3 separate regions of the Mus musculus genome follow, and regions 1 and 3 are each linked to region 2. The links are chromatin loops, found by intact Hi-C in ENCODE. Cell type or tissue: heart. All regions are shown on one strand.

Region 1 (2,500 bases), 55 kb after region 2:
AGCCCCTGCTGCTTGGGGAGATCATCTCCAAGCACAGCTTTAAAATCGCCCCTCCCTTCATCCTTCCTAGCCTAGCACTTCACCTCCCAACACACACATTCTCTCGCGGACAAATCCAGACCCTTCTCACACCTAAGATGCAAAGCACACCTTCCAAAAACCAGATGTGGAGGCACAAGCCTGGCATCTCAGCACTGGGGAGGTAGAGGAAGGAGGGTGAGGGGTGTAAGGTCTTGATAGCCAAGATCTGGACACACACATACATACACACACACACACACTACAGAGTGAGTTTGAGGTTAACGGTGGCATCATGGCATCATGAGACTCTCCCATCAAAGAAACAAAAGGTGCTTTCCCAAACAAATTAGCCCTTTGTGCCCAGAAAAATGCACAGAACAAATTAGTATGCAGTGTGTGTGTGTGTGTGTGTGTGTGTGTGTATGTGTGTACATAACAGGCACATGCATGTGGAACCTATGAGCAGGCATGTACAAGTGTGGAAGCCAGAGGATAACCCCAGCTACCAATTCTCAGGAACCAGTCACGGTATTTCTCCAGATGGGGCTTTCACTGGTACTCAGGGCTGCCCCATTAGGCTTGTCTGGCTGGCCAGCAAGCCCCAGAGATCCACCTGCCTCTGCCTCTCCAGCATTGAGACTGCAACCGTGTGCCACTTTTTGACATGGATTATTGAGACCAAGCTGGGGCCTTTATGTTTACATGACAAACACTTCACTAACTGAGCTGTCCACCCCCCACCCACCCACCCCCACCCCCAGCCCCTGCATACAGTCTTATTTTAAAATATTCTTTTTTCTTCTGTCTCTGTCAGGTCAACTGATCCCTCTTTAGGCATAGGTTAGGATAGGCTGATTCCAAAGACTGAGACACACCCATATTCACAGACGCCCCGGTTCACTGATGACTCCTCTTTTCACAAACACTTGGCACGAACAATTGCTGTTTATAGCCAGAACCAATGGATATTGTTTGCATTTTTGTCTGTCTGTCTGTTTGTCTGCGTGGTTTCAGATCTTTGCTATCAAGCCCCTTAACCACTGCTCACATCAGGCTGTCTAGTTTTAAATTAATTAGAATGGAATAAAATTAAAATCGAACTTCCTTGGACTCAACAGCCAGCCAGGTACTCATCGCCCCCCTGTGGCCACCATGTTGGATGACACCACTGGGGACAGTTCACTGTAGTATCCTGCTGCACAGAGCTGCTATGGGCTCTCTGCACAGGGACAACTGTCACACTTGTTCTTATACAAGCTTAGATTCCTCCCCTCTCTGCACCCTTCCTCTCTTTCCCCTAGAACTCCCACCCTGAAGGATGCTGGCTCGACATGGGTTCACCCCAGTCTTGCCTTTCCTAGTCTTCTGCCCTGGGTGTCTATATAGCGCTCCTGCACTTGACTGGGGACATTCTTAACACATAGACCTCCATCCTTCCATCTGTCTTCCCTACAACTCTGCCATGAATTAAGACGCCTTTGGTCGTGGACATCCTCCAGTGGCTCATCGAGAGTCACCCACTAGAGAAAGGTTGAGCTGCATGTCAGAGCGGGAGGGTCCTGTGACGCCATCTGCCTTGTCTTCTCATTGTTCTTAACGGCTAGGACTAGTGCAGATTGGGCAAAGCCTGGCTCAGAGTCTACGGACTACCAGAGGGGCTGGAGAGATGGCGTAGTCAGTGGAGTCTGTGCAAGCATGAGAACTTGAGTTCAACCTCCAGCACCCAAGCAGAGAAGCAGAGCGTGGTGGCAGGTGCCTGTAACCTCAGTGCCAGGGGGCAGAGATAGGAGGACCCCGGGTCTCACTAGTCAGCTGTTCTATCTGGATCCATGAGCTCTAGGTTCACTGAGAGGCTCTCTCAAAAAATAAAGTGAAGAGCAATTCAAGAAGACACATAGCATTGATTCCTATGTGCTAGCATTCACATGTGAGTGCATTCATGGGTGTTCACGCTTGCTCATGTACACACACACACACACACACACACACACACACACACACACACTCATTGAAGCAGAAACGAGACAGATATGAGCCTGTATGTGTCATTCAAGGCTTACCTCCCTACCAGCCCCTTGAAACTAGAGCTGCTATCTGACCTTTCTTCCTGAGTTCTCTGTCCCTCCTTAGGCACTTCTGGACCTTGGGGGCTCCCCCAACTACAAGGACCGACGAGGGCTGACCCCCCTGTTCCACACAGCTATGGTGGGGGGAGACCCCCGCTGCTGCGAGCTACTTCTGTACAACAGGGCCCAGCTGGGCATTGCAGATGAGAACGGCTGGCAGGAAATCCATCAGGTATCCAGATTCAGTCCCAAGTACTGGGGAGAGCTTGGATACCTGGGCTCTGCAGCATCCAAAGGGATGGGATATCAAAGAGATGGCAGGTTTCCTTACAGAGAGGGGAGTGGAATTTCCTCAAAGAGGAAAAGGCAGAAAGAACTCCAGGAATAGATAAATGGATGAGGTTGGTTGCTTG
Region 2 (2,500 bases):
GTCTGACTCCGAGGTCTGGGTGAGGGAGGCCAAGTGCTGTGCGGCTAGGACCCATGGCTATGAACTTGCAGGAAGTGAGGACAGGTGAAGGGGCTGGGGCAGAGGTGGGGGGAGGGAGGGGAGGGAGCTGACTCCTGACCTCCTCCCCCAGAATGTGACCTTGGCCATGGCCGTGTTCACCATCCTAGCCTCCATCTACTTCTTCAACAAGGTGAGGGGGAGGCGGGATGAGAGGGCTCTGTCTCTCCTGTCTCTCTTCATTTGGCCCTGGAGCTTTTACTATCCTGAGCTGCCACGTGTCTACATTGTACTTCTATCTCTGCTCTAGGCTCAGCAGTAAGAAGGCATGACGCCCCACTCCACCAGCTTGGCCCCCGCCTGCTCTGCCATTGCGCTGGCCTCTGAGATCCAATAAATGTAACAGCACCAGACCAAGGCTCCCTGCTCCCTAAGCCCTGCTCCCCACAACCATGGATCTCAGCAGGAAGATGAAAAGGAGAGACCTGGTCCCTAGATCTCAGGGAGGAGGCTAGGGACCTGTCCCTCCAAGTCTATGGGAGGAGGCTGGGCCCTGGACCTCTGAATCTGAGGGAGGAAGCTGGGTCCTGGACCTCTGGGTCTGAGAAAGGAGACTGGGTCCTGGATCTCAAAATCTGTGGGAAGAGGCTGGGCCCTGGACCTCCAAGTCTGTGGAAGGAGGCTGGGCCTTGGATCTCTTGCATCTGTGGGAGGAGGTTGGGCTTAGAGTCCTATGTCTGTGGGAGGAGTGCTGGAGCTTGGACCCCTAGGTCTGAGGGAGAAGTGGGTTTTGAAGAATGCGTAGGAATCTTTAGGTCACATGAGTATTTAAGGGGCATTTCAGCTGTGAGTGCCAGGGCACAGAAAAGAACTTCCAGGGCCCAATTCTCCATCTGGCACTAAACAGCTTGCTCAGGACTTCAGACCTGTCTCTCTGAGCACTCCTACCCAGCAAAGGTGAAAATCTGTTTAAAGAAAGGCCACACTAAGGATTGCCAGAGATCAAAGGTGTGGGCAGATGTTGCGACTGTGTGTAAAGAGTCTGGATATAATTCCTTCCCTGGTTATCTTAAAAAATGATAATATTTCTTCCTTTTATTTTTTTCTTGTCTTAGCAAACTCCTATTCAACTGTGATCACCTGCCATCAAATCCCTTTCCAATAGAAGTGTCCAGAACCCCAAAATAGAGGAGATCTGTTAGCACACGCCAACCTTCCTGCCTCCTCCAACCTCCCCAAAGTGAAAAAAGAAAAATCATTTGTATGCTCTGGGTCTTCGGGAAAAGGACTAGAAATTTCCAATCACGAACAGATTTGTAAATCCGTTTAGTTCAGATCCGCGCAATTTTAGTGGGTTACAAGCAAACTGAGACCAAGACGAACTAGCGGTCGCGCCCTCTGTTGATCAGAGCCAGTAACAGCACCCTTTGTCCTCAAATGCAAGGACTCCTTGTACGCAAAACCAGAAATGGCCGCATGGTGGCGGTGTCAGACTATTTTCCTAGATTTTAATTGGCAGGAGACTGAGACTCCTGCCTGAGCTCTCAACCAGGTATTTCCCAAGCATCCACCTCCTCCTGTAAATAGAGTGGCCTCTCCCTCCCTGCACCTCCCTACCCACATGGCTCACACCAGGCCCTTCTGCTATACCCTTAGCCCCGTAACTCAAAAAAACGGCTGAGCAGCCGCACCCTAACGGCTTTTCACCTGCTGTGCCACACACTCCGAGCGGGCTGAGGAGCCCTTTGCAACCCCTAGTCTGCGAGTCCTCCATTGAAAGCTTCCGGAGCAAACCTTCCTGCCTCACCCCGTCTCTTCACTCTCCAGGTGGGCTTGGCTGTCAGCGGTTTTTCAACCGCGGAACCAAGTCAACCTTTGCGCCCTCCACATCCCTCCTTCCCCCAGGGCTTGACCATTTATGTGGTTTCTGAGTCCTCAGGGAGCTATCAACTTGGCATTTTCTCAACCGCAGTCCAGCGGAGATGGATGTGTCTCGGGCCGGCGCTGTGGAGAGCCACTGAGGGCTTTGTCAATTCCCACCACTGGGCTTGGGGTGGGACGGAGCATCGATTCTGCTCTGAACGTTCCCCAGGGTGCTATGAATGGGCAGCTGGGGTTCTGAGGCGGCTCCTTTTTGTGAGGAAGCTGAGCGCTTCGAATGGGTAGCTCTGCTGCCCGGGAAATTCTTTCACAGACCTTCACTCAGACAAAGATGGGATTTTTTTTTTATTATTATTATCACTATGCTTATTTTTAAAAGTAAATACTTGTTTTTGTTTTTCGAGGCAGTGTTTCCCTGTGTAGCCCTGGCTGTTCTGGAACTCACTCTGTAGACCAGGCTGGCCTCGAACTCAGAAATCCACCTGCCTCTGCCTCCCAAGTGCTGGGATTAAAGGCATGCGCCACCACTACCCGGCTAGTAAATACCTGTTATATGCCAGGATTATAGTATGTGCTTTAAAGATTATAATTTAGTTAATCG
Region 3 (2,500 bases), 220 kb after region 2:
TGCCACTGTGTGAGCTGTAGTGTGGGTAGAGGCACTGTCACTGTGAGGGCTGTAGTGTGGGTACAGACAGTGTCACTGTGTGGGCTGTAGTGTAGGTACAGGTACCTGCCACTGTGAGGGCTGTAGTGTGGGTACAGGCAGTGTCACTGTGTGGGCTGTAGTGTGGGTACAGGCACCTGCCACTGTGCAGGCTGTAGTGTGGGTACTGGGACTCAAACTCGGATCTTGCTGCTTACATAACAAATACTTCATCAACAAACCTGTCTCCCATTTATTTCTCTTCCTGTCTTTCTTCCATCCTCTGGCCTTTGACCTCTCTCCTTCTTCTTCTCAACTTCTTTGCCTTTCTCCTCCGCACCCTCCTTCCCTCCCCTCCCTCCCCAGTTCTCAATGCTGAGAGCCTCTAAATGGGTTCCTCTCCTGCTCTCCCCAGCCCCCTGCCTTGGTGCTGTGAGGTCCTCAGGCCCTGAGAGGGAGGTGGGTCACCAGCAGCCACAGAAAGTCATGGCAGTAGGTTGATCACCGGAAGCATGGCTAAGACTGAGTCCAGGTGTGGCTCAGGCTTTGTGACACTCTTTTTTTTTTTTTTTTTTTTCTGTTTGCCCTGGACACTGGCTGGAGGAATGAGGCCTGGAAGCAGGAAGCAAAAGATCAGCTCGGAGAGAAGGAAGAGTGCTGCCCCAGACACAGCGGGTAAGAGCCAGAACTGTGTGCAATCCTGGGCTGGCCAGCGATGGGCTCTGGGACTCTTGTGAGATTGATGAAGGCTGATGAGGCTGCTCTGTCCCCTGCCAGGTGCCCCATCTTCTTCAGGCATCAGCAATGAAAGACCTCGGCTGACTTCAGTTTTCCAGATGAAAACATCTGTACACCTGCAGGACACTGAAAACCTGCAGCTGCTAGGACAGAGGCTTCTTAGGACTCACCTGCCTTGGAGGACCAACACTGCCCAGCATCTGCCATCTGTGTGTTTGGAAAGGAGCTAATGGGACTCTGTCACCACCTGCTGGCATGGAGTGGAACTGCAACCCAGCTATACTAGGCACTGCAAACTGTTCAAAGAATGGAGGAGTGGTGGGTGGGTATGGAAAATTCTGTAGAAATAAACATGTTTACTCCTAACACAGTAACCTTCACAGCAAGTGCCTGAGACAGGGCCTCCTCATTCCGCCCAGGTTGACCTTGAACCTGATCCTCCTGCTGCCTCTTCCCAGTGCTGGAGTTACAAGTCTGTGCAATCAGGCCTGGCTTCAATCAGATTCTGACAATGGTCTAACACCTCTGCATCTCATTCACACTGAGTCACTCAATGAATGAATGTCTACATTCCAGGGAGAGGACCCAGGTGGACCAGGGGATAGAATGGAAAACAGGTCTTTGATTATGCAAATTTCTGCAAAAAAAAAAAAAAAAAAAAAAAAAAAACGGAAGGTGGGTGCATGCCACAATTAGGGTTTCTATCACCGTGATGAAACCCCATGACCAAAAGCAAGTTGAGGAGGAAAGGGTTTACTCAGCTTACACTTCAGCTTTGTAGTCAACTACTGAATGAAGTCAGGACAGGAACTAAACAGGGCAGGGACCTGGAGGCAGGCGCTGATGCAGAGGGCATGGCGGGCCCTGCTGACTGGTGTGCTCGCCATGGCTTGCTCAGCCTGCTCTTACAGAACCCAGGACCACCAGCCTAGCCCACATCAATCATTAATTAAGAAAATGCAGCTGAAGGTGGTAATGCAGGCTTTAATCCCCACACTTGGGAAGCAGAGGCAGGAGGATTTCTGAATTGGACGCCAGCCTGGTTTATAGAGTGAGTTCCAGGACAGCCAGAAATACAGAGAAACCCTGTCTCGAAAATAAAAATGCTGCTGGCTTTTCTCAGTTGAGGTTCCCTGCTTTCAGATGTCTCTAGCTTGTGTCAAACTGACATAAAACTAGCCAGAAGAGTGGGGGATAGCTAGAAGCCCAAGAATGGCCCCTGTTCTCATCAGAATGTTCCCCTAAGGGTAAGAAGCTTCCAGAATTTCAGGAGCTACAATGGGCAGCAGAGTCCCATACAATATTAAAGCAGCTAAGGACAGGCTAAATGCCAGCCTGAGGCTAGAAGCCAGGAAGAGGACCCTTTCTGGGGAACAGAGAAGGGTATCTATGCATGGGGTAAGGAATGAGGGATAGCCCAACCCCTGATCTACCTTCATCTTATGCCTAAGGCCACAAGCTGGGGAGGGTCCAGGAGAGGACCAAGGGTTAAGCTGGAACCAAGTAGGTAGACAAAGTAGCTGTGACAGAAGGATGGGGGAGGGGGGTGCCTGGTGCACTAATTATGGGTATCAAATGCCAGGCCAGGACAAGGCGGGCTGGGACTTTGTTCTGTAGGTCCTAGAAGCCATGAGGGGCAGCAATGAGTTCAGCTATTGTCAGCCCAAGATGTGATGGACAGTAGGTGAAGAAGCCATGGGTGGGAAGGCCAGGGAGAAGCCACACTGAGGTCCAGGAGGAAGCG

The links. A loop is a pair of places that touch in the nucleus more often than their neighbours do. Peaks named below come from ENCODE experiments on the same cell type or tissue, not always from the same donor. Only the 100,000 strongest peaks of a DNase experiment are listed, where the experiment ranks them.
Region 1: a loop joins it to region 2, with 3 times the contacts of the local background. A loop is called at or near these places in 25 of 42 quality-filtered maps.
Region 3: it touches region 2 in a loop (8-fold over the local background); 23 of 42 quality-filtered maps call a loop at or near these places.

What each region holds. Positions count from the first base shown.
Region 1 is chr7:44,316,926-44,319,425 of GRCm38, forward strand. Shank1 (SH3 and multiple ankyrin repeat domains 1) reads left to right here. Exons shown (of 25, transcript NM_001034115.1): 7 at 2,152-2,319. Among named protein-coding and RNA genes, the nearest start is that of Shank1, 7.9 kb to the left of the region's middle. In heart, a CTCF peak has its summit at 1,172 (motif pointing left); no DNase peak of the experiment used is centred here; H3K27me3 peaks cover 1,522 bases.
Region 2 is chr7:44,261,461-44,263,960 of GRCm38, forward strand. It overlaps Gm15517 (predicted gene 15517), which reads left to right. Exons shown (of 3, transcript NM_001384596.1): 1 at 1-74; 2 at 152-211; 3 at 329-431. The coding sequence starts at 60. The coding sequence ends at 340. Among named protein-coding and RNA genes, the nearest start is that of Gm15517, 1.3 kb to the left of the region's middle. In heart, a CTCF peak has its summit at 1,443 (motif pointing left); a DNase peak (open chromatin) is centred at 1,501; H3K4me3 peaks cover 702 bases; H3K27me3 peaks cover 1,940 bases.
Region 3 is chr7:44,484,295-44,486,794 of GRCm38, forward strand. It overlaps 5430431A17Rik (RIKEN cDNA 5430431A17 gene), which reads left to right and starts at 223. Exons shown (of 2, transcript NR_131001.1): 1 at 223-693; 2 at 796-1,119. In heart, no CTCF peak of the experiment used is centred here; a DNase peak (open chromatin) is centred at 1,017; H3K4me3 peaks cover 217 bases; H3K27ac peaks cover 301 bases.